Linked DNA regions of Homo sapiens: regions 2 and 3 are each linked to region 1. A link is a contact called in ENCODE Hi-C or POLR2A ChIA-PET data. All regions are on one chromosome and are shown on one strand. The core of a region is the stretch at or near the end of the contact, and the rest is flanking DNA. Distances in the headings are between cores, read along the strand shown.

Region 1 (2,882 bases), core at 137-2,636:
AGACTTCCATGCTACTAGGGAGGGGGAGAAAAAGAGAAACCACCCACTGTTTTGTTCTTTCTTCCTTAAATAGCATTCGGAGAAATCTAACCTACAAAGGCAGCAGACAGAAAACAAGGTCACAATTTGGCCAACGATGGCATGGGCTTTATCTCCCCTAAATCTTGGTAGTATCCCAGAACGCAGCGTTCTAGTCGCTACCTAGTTAAGAAAAAGGGGTTGACTGTTTTCTGAAGCCACGCCCTAAATGAAGTGTCCCGCATACAGTAAGGACAACAAATTTTAAATGTCCCTACTCGCTTTCCCCCAATCTACTTTAATTGGGGGGAAGGGGACAGGGACATTTAAAATTTGTCTAATTTTACTGATCGATTACAGCCACCATGTTCTAGTACGGTGCTTCAGGACTCAAACGCAAAAGTTTCTCAAAGCCCAAAATTTGGCCAGTGTATACTAGCAGAAAATGATGCCCAAAGTCCACTCAAGTTCTTAATCGGCCTTAAAATGAAACTCCTTTAATAATACCCTCAATTGTATGACTGCGGCTAACCTATAATGGCCCAAATCACCATACCCAGTAAACATTTTCGAATCCCCATCAAGCTCATTTTTCGGGGGGTCGCCTCCAAAGCTTATTCTTATACCACTCACTTCAAAAACAAGAAAAAGAAAAGTGTTCCTCTGTGTTAACAGATGAAAATGACCATTTGACCATTCTAAACCACAAACTAGTAAAAGCTGCATCACCCCGTCAGCGACAGGGAAAGTGTGTCACGGTTGCTAAAGGAAAAAGGACGGCACCAGGTGGGTTTTCCTGGACTGGTTCAAAGAACTGGAACTGAGACCAGCTACTGAACGGCCTAATTACTTCGGCCACGGCCGAGAAAAAAGTGACGGGATGGTCACTCCGCGTCGCCGAGGACCCCATGACCCCCAAGTTGCGCCGGTTCCTACCCAGGTACTAAATGCGGCCCGGTGGGCACTCTTCCCTCACCCTCCGCGCACACCGAACAAAGGCCCAACCGGCCCGGCGCGGCCAGGCACCCAACCATGTCCGACTGCGCGGGGCGCCAGGTGGCCGCGACCCCAAACCCCGGCCCTCGCCCTCCGGCCCCGGGCTCCGCCCCCCAGGCCCCGGCCCCCACCCCCGACCCTACTATGCCTGGGTCGCCCCGCCCGCGGGGGCCCCGGCTGAGGGAGCCGGCTCGGGGTCTAAGAAAGGCGCCCACCGGTACTCGTAGTGTTCGTCGAAGTACTTGTCCGAGTAGTAGATCTGCTTGTGGGCCATCCTGCTGGCGCGCTGCAGAAAATGAAACGAGAGCGCGAAGAGCGGGCGCAGCAGACAAAACCACGTCCAGCCCAGGCAACAACTCGCCGGAGACTAACGACCGCAGTCCCAACGATCCGGATTTGAATCCGACAGCCCGCCGCCGATTGGACAGCAGCGCCGACCAATCACCTTCTGCGGAAGTCGGCCGGCTGCCAGCCTATCGTCGCCGCCGCCTCGCAAAGTCCGCTTCCTGGGTCAGCCAATCAGAGATCTGTTGCGAGGTTGCCCGAGGGAAGATAGGTACGTCACGGGGGTGGCAGGGCCCTTAACGGGCAGGGGCGTGGCCAGAGGAGGGCGAAGTCGGGACGTTAAGGGCCGCAGAGCGCGTGCGCAGGAACGTGGAAAGTTCCAGGACACGGAACCGTTGGGACGGAGGACCTGAAGGTGGAGTGAGGTATCACGGGGTTTGGTGATGACGTAGTCGGTCGAGGCCGGAAGCGTGGGCCACAGGGCTTTGAGCGGAAGCTGTCGACCTTGCACGGTGATGGCGCTCCTCGTGATCCCTTGTATCCCCTCAGGCTCGAGCCAGGAGCCTAGGTCCACTTTGAAAAGTAGTAAAAGGCAGAAAGGTTCTGCGGTGTGAGGGGGAGGGCGGCTTCGTGGTCGGCTGGGTCGGGGGAGCGCCGGGCGGCCGCGGCGTGGCTGTGTCCGGGGCTGCCCTGCGCAGCCGGCCGTTTCGCCGCCTGGTGCACTTGCTGAGCTTCCGGCCTGGCCCGTCGCGGGGCTCCTGGCGCCCCCCTAGACGACTGTGTGGAGAATGGAGCCTGCGGAGCCACGCGTAGAGAGAGGCCCGGAGCCGGCGCGGTGGCGGCGGGCGCCAGTGGTCCCAGCCACTCGGGAGGCCGAGGTGGAGTGTCGCTTGAGCCCAGGAGTTCCAGACAGGCCTGAGCAACAGAGCCAGACCCCGTCTCCACAAAGAAAGAAACAAATGGGCCAGAGACCCAGAATGCTTTCTGTAGCCTAACCTAATGTTCAAAACCAGGGCAGACCCAAGCCATGGAAAGCTTGAGGGAATAAAATAATATTCTGCTGCGGCCAAGAATAACAATGCTAATTCCTGGATAAGGGGATTTAAAATGATGTTTAACAACTTCTGGTCTTTTAATATTGACCCAAGTTTAAAAACATGTTCATATAAAAAAGTTACTGGAAGAAATTTATAAATGTAACTGGTGGTTATTTTTAGATGACAGAATTAAAAGTGATCTTTTTGGTATTTTTTCCACAACGAGCACGTGTCATTTTTATGTTAATTTCATTTTATGCGAAATGCTCCAGCGCAGTACAGGCTAGTGGGTTCAGGGTGGCTGTGACTAAGTAATGTAGATGGGGTACCTTAGACAAAGTTTCCAGACTAGAGGCTGGAAGTAAGAGGTCCGGGTGCCCTTTTCCACACTGCAGACCACGGACTTTTCCGGTTTCTGAACAAGTGAGACAGGCCGGCTAAGGACATTTATAATCTCCATGGGTGAGGGCCCCACCCTCATGACCATCTAATCTTGATTACCTCCCGAAGGCCCCACCTCCTAACTTCCTAATACAATCACTTCTT
Region 2 (2,882 bases), core at 243-2,742, 2.8 Mb before region 1:
TGATGAAAGAGCAGAAACAACTAGGCGGCAACTGAGCAAAAATATTTTTCACATATGAAACAGAAAAATATAAGATATTCAGAATGTATAGAGTTCCTACAAATCCATAAGAAGGCAAAAATAACCAATAGAAAAATGGATTAAGAATATGAATTGGCGATTCATACAGTCTATAAATGCCAATAAACATATAAGAAGCTGCACAACCTCATGAGTAACCAGAAGCATCAATAATAAAGGATAGTGAGGTATCATTTTATCTCCATTAAACTGGCAAATTTTTTTAAAAGATTGATAATATCCATCATGGACTAGAGCATAGAAAAACTTCCAAATTATTTTAATTGGTTGAGCCATTTTGGCAGTACTTATCAAAATTAATAACGTGCATAGTCTTCAGATATATCCCATGTTGAAAAAACTGGTCAGAAAAACTCCAACATGCACAGAAAGATATACACACAAGGAACATCGACAGTTATGGCAGCATTATTTGTAATAGGGGAAAGGTGGGAACAACATAAGTATTCACCAATAGGGAAACGTTTACATAAAATGGAACGATGAATATACATAAATTATTCCATGGAAGTCTTCAGCCATTAAATATGAGATATATTAGGAAAAAAATGCTAGAAAAAAAATTTAAAAAAAGTTGTAGAAAAGTCTTGTCCCTATGATCTCAATTATATTTAAGAAATCCAATCCAATTAAGTATGTGCGCGTGCATACTGTTTGCATATGCATTGGAAGGCTCTAAAAGGTTCTTTACCAAACTGCTATATGATTTAATACCTGCAAAGCCTTGGCCTATGTCTGACAAAACAGGAAGTGCTATATGGGTTGGCTATTTTTGTGTATAATTATGCATTTCTTAATGATAATGCATTGCTGGATTACTTATGCTACTAAACGTAAACGTATTGGCCAGGCGCGGTGGCTCACGCCTCTAATCCCAGCACTTTGGGAGGCCGAGGCAGGCGGATCACCTGAGGTCAGGAGTTTGAGACCAGCCTGACCAACATGGAGAAACCCCGTCTCTACTAAAAATACAAAATTAGCCAGGCGTGGTAGCCCACGCCTGTAATCCCGGCTACTCGGGAGGCTGGGGCAGGAGAATCGCTTGAACCCGGGAGGCGGAGGTTGCGGTGAACCGAGATCACGCCATTGCACTACAGCCTGGGCAACAAAAGCGAAACTCCGTCTCAAAAAAAAAAAAATAAAGTAAACGTATTGCAATCATTTTAACTCTCTGCGCCCAGCTGATGACCAAGTGTAAGGCCCGTTCATTACTACTTTCTCCATCCTGAATCCAGCAGGGAGGGTAATAGGACACAAGGTAAACAATTCTTGGAAAAACTGCGGCATCCCACCTGACCCCGTCCAGCCTCCTGTCAACCAGTGCGCAAGTGCGAGTAGGCGGTGCCCAGCGCTCCGCCGCCCCGCCCTCTGCGGAGGTGATAACGACACTGAGCAGCGACGCGCACTTTTGGGACGCGCTTGTGACCCGCCTTCCGGAAGGAAGCGGCTAACTATGGCGACCGCCACGGAGCAGTGGGTTCTGGTGGAGATGGTACAGGCGCTTTACGAGGTGGGCTCCGCGCCATTAGCGGTCCGCGACCACACCCGGGCCCGGGGAGGGTGGGAGGACGCGTGTGGATTTGTGGCCTGAGACCTCGGCGGGACTGGCTCGGTCACGCCCAGACTCGGTGCCTCTTGCTGGAAGGACTGCCGGGAGCTTCTAGTCCCAGCGGTTGAGTGTAGGGAGGAACGGGCGGGGGCGGGGGCTGGGACTGAGGGTCTCGGTTTGAATTCTTATGCTCCGGGTCCCCTGGAAGCTCCGGAAAGGAACACGTGTAAGGGGACGCAGGAGACAGGTCTGCAAAAACCAGAGTTTAGACGGACGATAAAACGGAGTGGTGAAAATGAGTGGAACACCTTCGTCTGGGAAGGTCCTAAGGAAGTCAGCTCTTTGGAACTACGGTACAGTTCGTTGGGGAATAAAATTGTAATAAATTGGAGTTTGTTTTTGTCGAAAAGAAATCAAGTGACTTAGGATTTGTGAATAAAAAATAGTTTGTCATTCTTCTGCGTACATCAGTTTTCTGTCTTATAAAGATACAACTAGTTTAGTCGATTTTTATTTATTTATTTTTGTTTTTTTTTTTTGAGACGGTGTTTCGCACTTGTTGCTCAAGCTGGAGTGCAAGGGCGTGATCTCGGCTCACTACAACCTCCGCCTCCCGGGTTTAAGCGATTCTCCTGCCTCAGCTTCCCAGGTAGCTGAGATTACAGGCATGTGCCACCATGCCCGGCCAATTTTGTATTTTTATTAGAGACGGGGTTTCTGCATGTTGGTCAGGCTGGTCTCGAACTCCCGACCTCAGGTGATCCGCCCGCCTTGGCCTCCCAAAGTGCTGGGATTATAGGCTTGAGCCACTGCACCTGGCCGTAGACTTTTAAAGGAAGAATAGTTAAGAGTTTTTTGAAGCCTAGTTATTTCAGATACATAAGATAATAAGAAACCAGAATGTCAATCTTAGTGTTCATTCATTTAATAACTGAGAGTCCCCGTGCTGTCTTGCAGAGCTATTCATTGGGCACTGAAGAACTTATTTTATTTTATTTTATTTTTTAAAGACAGGGTTTCACTCTGTCGCCCAGGCTAGAGTGCAGTGGTGCGATCAGCTCACTGCTGCGTTGACCTCCCAGACTCAAGCGATCCTCCCACCTCAGACTCCCGAGTAGCTGGGACCACATACCACCATGCCCAACTAATCTTTTTTTTTTTTTAATAGAGACGGGGGCTTGCTGTGTTGCCCAGCCTGGCCTCGAACTCCTGGCCTCAAGTAATCCTCCTGCTTTGGCCTCCCAAAGTGCTG
Region 3 (2,882 bases), core at 160-2,659, 2.4 Mb before region 1:
AAAGCGAGCAACGCTTTTCTTTTTTAATTTCAGGTAAATTTTCTTCGAGTTTTAGTTATTATGCAGTAAGAGTAAACTTCTAGTTACCTAAAATAGTTTTCAATGTGAACTTCATTAGTTTAACATAACTGTTACATTTCTTTCCTACAAGATACAATTGACCATGTTTACAAGGGAAAGTGATCTGGTAAAAGCTGGCTTTATTATGTGGGTTCTATAAATATGCAAACTCATTGCACATGTAGTGTTCCCTTTTAACAAATTGTATTAACTTGATTATCCCTTCGGGATTTTTTTTTTTTTTTTTTGCTGAAATAACCTAGTCTATATAAAAACCCAATCTCTTCCTTGTATGTGCAAGAAAACTAAAGTGCTTATTAGGAAAGCTGCGTGTTTAATATACTGTGGCCAACACGATTATTTGGAACAGCATTTTTTGGTTAAATTGTGGGTGAAATGCTCTATCCCAAATGCAGACATGCGGTATTAGAGACTAGACCACAGAAATCCCGATGGTCAAACTGATCCGATGTGAGATTATTAGATTAACCTGGACCACAGATGGAGATCTCAGTCTGCTGGAGGCCTGGTGCTATTCTGGGCACAGGGATGGGGCAGAGAACCAAACAGACACATGAAGGGAAGGGAAGTACATTCTACAGGGTTGGGAAGCTCAGTTCCCTGAGGAAAACGCAGCTGGTGAGGGGGATTCCTTGGCCTGAGTGGGTAGTTTAAAGAGTCTGGTCGGAAAGCCTTTCCACTAGTCATCAACTGTGCCTCTAAAAATCACTGTAACTAAGAATCATCTAAAAAGGTGTCTGCACCTGAACCCGGTGATGGCTTCTTCATCCTCTTTAACTGCAAACAAAAATGTGCAGGCTACAGCAGCACAGGCAGCTTATTTGCCAAGAGAGTGTAACATAAAACTGAGAAAGTCACTCTCATTATTTAAAAAAAAAATGCATCTCTGAAAACTGTAACTTCCCAGTTAGTGAAGTTAGGATCTCAGGATCATAGAAAGCGGGAAAAATGACTGGTGGTGAGTCATTTGGATTTGTATGGGAGACAAGAAGCCACTCTTAATCCACATGATTAGCCACACCGGAACCCTTAATTGTCCTTCAAGCAGAAATGAAGGAACTGGGAGAAATGCCACTAGAAAATGAATTCTAATTAATTCATTCATCCAGATCCTTCTCTCTTTTCCCTAAAAATAATTCTAGTCACAGCCAGAAAAAAGGGCAGGAAAGCAGTTTAAAGTGGGGGGTGTAAATACCAATCGGTGGAGAAACCTGCGTGTTGAGGCATTCTCAGAGTGAAAGCCACAAATGGAGGAAGTTGGTCCCCAACTGCGAATGGCATCATGGGAGGTGACGTCCCCAGAGCAGGGTTTCCCCCTCTCTTGTGTTCACTGCTGGTGAAGAGCGTAGGTGCTCCATAAATAATTGTCCCCACACACATACACAGATACTCATACACATACACCACACACACAATTTCACACACACCACACATACCACACACACACCCATACACATACACCACACACACACCCCACACACATTCCACACATACCCATACACATACACACCACACACATTCCACACAGACACCACACATACCACACACACACCCATACACATACACCACACACACAACCCACACATATTCCACACATACCCATACACATACACACCACACATACACATACACCACACACACCCACACCCACACACACGTTCCACACACACCACACACACTCATACACACACACCACACATACACCACACACACCACACACTCATACACACTGCACACACCCACACCCCCACACACATTCCACACACACCACACACACTTACACACCACACACACCTTCAGCACCATACAGACTCATACACACATACACCACACACAGACACGTATTCTGCAAACACCACACACATTCACACACACACCATATACACATTCACATGCACACTTATACACACACACCACACACACCACACACATCTTGCACACACCACACACATACACACCACATCAACCCACACCACACACACACTACACACACACACCTCATATACCAGAGACACATACATAACATATACACACCACACATTTCACACATACCATACACACCGCTCACATATCACACACGCCACATACACATCACAGATAACACACACACCTTGCACACCTCGCACACAAATTACACACACACACCACACATACAGCACACACATGTGCACACACACAAACACTCCAGAAACACCACACATCACATACACAACTCACACACCATCCACACATACACCACACACCTCACACAACCTCACACATACCACAAACACCACACACACACCTCACATACCACACACATACACCACACACATCACACACCACACACCGCAAACATGCACCACACACACACCTCACATACTACACACATCACACACACCATACACATACACTCCACACACATATCACATACATACACTCCACAAACACCAAACACACACCTCACACACACACACCACACACAAACACATACACACCATACACACCTCACACAAAAACACACATCACACAAACATACATATATACATACATTCCACACACAAACCAAACACATCATATACACAAATGCACATACACAGCACATATACCACACACACACAAACCACACAACACACACACACCAGACAAACCCTACACACACCACCCACACATCACACACCACACACCACACACACACAGACACACGCACACAAGTTTCTCTTCTACCCCAAGGAGTGCAATTATTTGTTCACTGGTTTTCTTTCTAAAAATCCTCATTGTGAATTTCTGGTAAATAAAATTCTCCACCTCTAAATTTTTTA

The links. Hi-C counts contacts between places; a loop is a spot of excess contacts on that map. ChIA-PET counts read pairs that join two places held with the same protein, here RNA polymerase II (POLR2A). Pooled maps may share reads with other maps.
Region 2: a loop to region 1 is called in a map of CD8-positive, alpha-beta T cell, with 12 times the contacts of the local background. The contact joins the promoter of SPTLC1 here to the promoter of CKS2 in region 1. A Hi-C loop is called at or near these places in 6 of 168 maps with a recorded cell type or tissue (CD4-positive, alpha-beta T cell, CD8-positive, alpha-beta T cell, ascending aorta and 3 more), 1 of 37 single-sample maps with no recorded cell type and 22 of 50 pooled maps. POLR2A ChIA-PET finds 5 or more read pairs at or near these places in 2 of 52 experiments (H1 and PC-9).
Region 3: a pooled map shows a loop between it and region 1 (19-fold over the local background). The contact joins the enhancer-like site here to the promoter of CKS2 in region 1. A Hi-C loop is called at or near these places in 4 of 37 single-sample maps with no recorded cell type and 7 of 50 pooled maps.

The regions. Positions count from the first base shown.
Region 1 is chr9:89,309,699-89,312,580 of GRCh38, reverse strand. CKS2 (CDC28 protein kinase regulatory subunit 2) reads right to left here and starts at 1,386. Exons shown (of 3, transcript NM_001827.3): 1 at 1,230-1,386. The coding sequence starts at 1,288. It overlaps MIR3153 (microRNA 3153), which reads right to left and starts at 356; the gene lies at 275-356. LOC105376136 (a long non-coding RNA gene) reads left to right here and starts at 1,779. Exons shown (of 3, transcript XR_930101.4): 1 at 1,779-2,882. RefSeq lists enhancers at 831-880, 1,551-1,840 and a silencer at 1,851-2,080.
Region 2 is chr9:92,114,023-92,116,904 of GRCh38, reverse strand. It overlaps SPTLC1 (serine palmitoyltransferase long chain base subunit 1), which reads left to right and starts at 1,492. Exons shown (of 15, transcript NM_006415.4): 1 at 1,492-1,591. The coding sequence starts at 1,535. RefSeq lists an enhancer at 930-989.
Region 3 is chr9:91,710,703-91,713,584 of GRCh38, reverse strand. No RefSeq gene overlaps it. Among named protein-coding and RNA genes, the nearest start is that of MIR3910-2, 76 kb to the right of the region's middle. Within about 2 kb of position 1,409, at least 7 of the 41 ENCODE cell types and tissues checked have a DNase peak (open chromatin) inside an H3K27ac peak, as active enhancers do.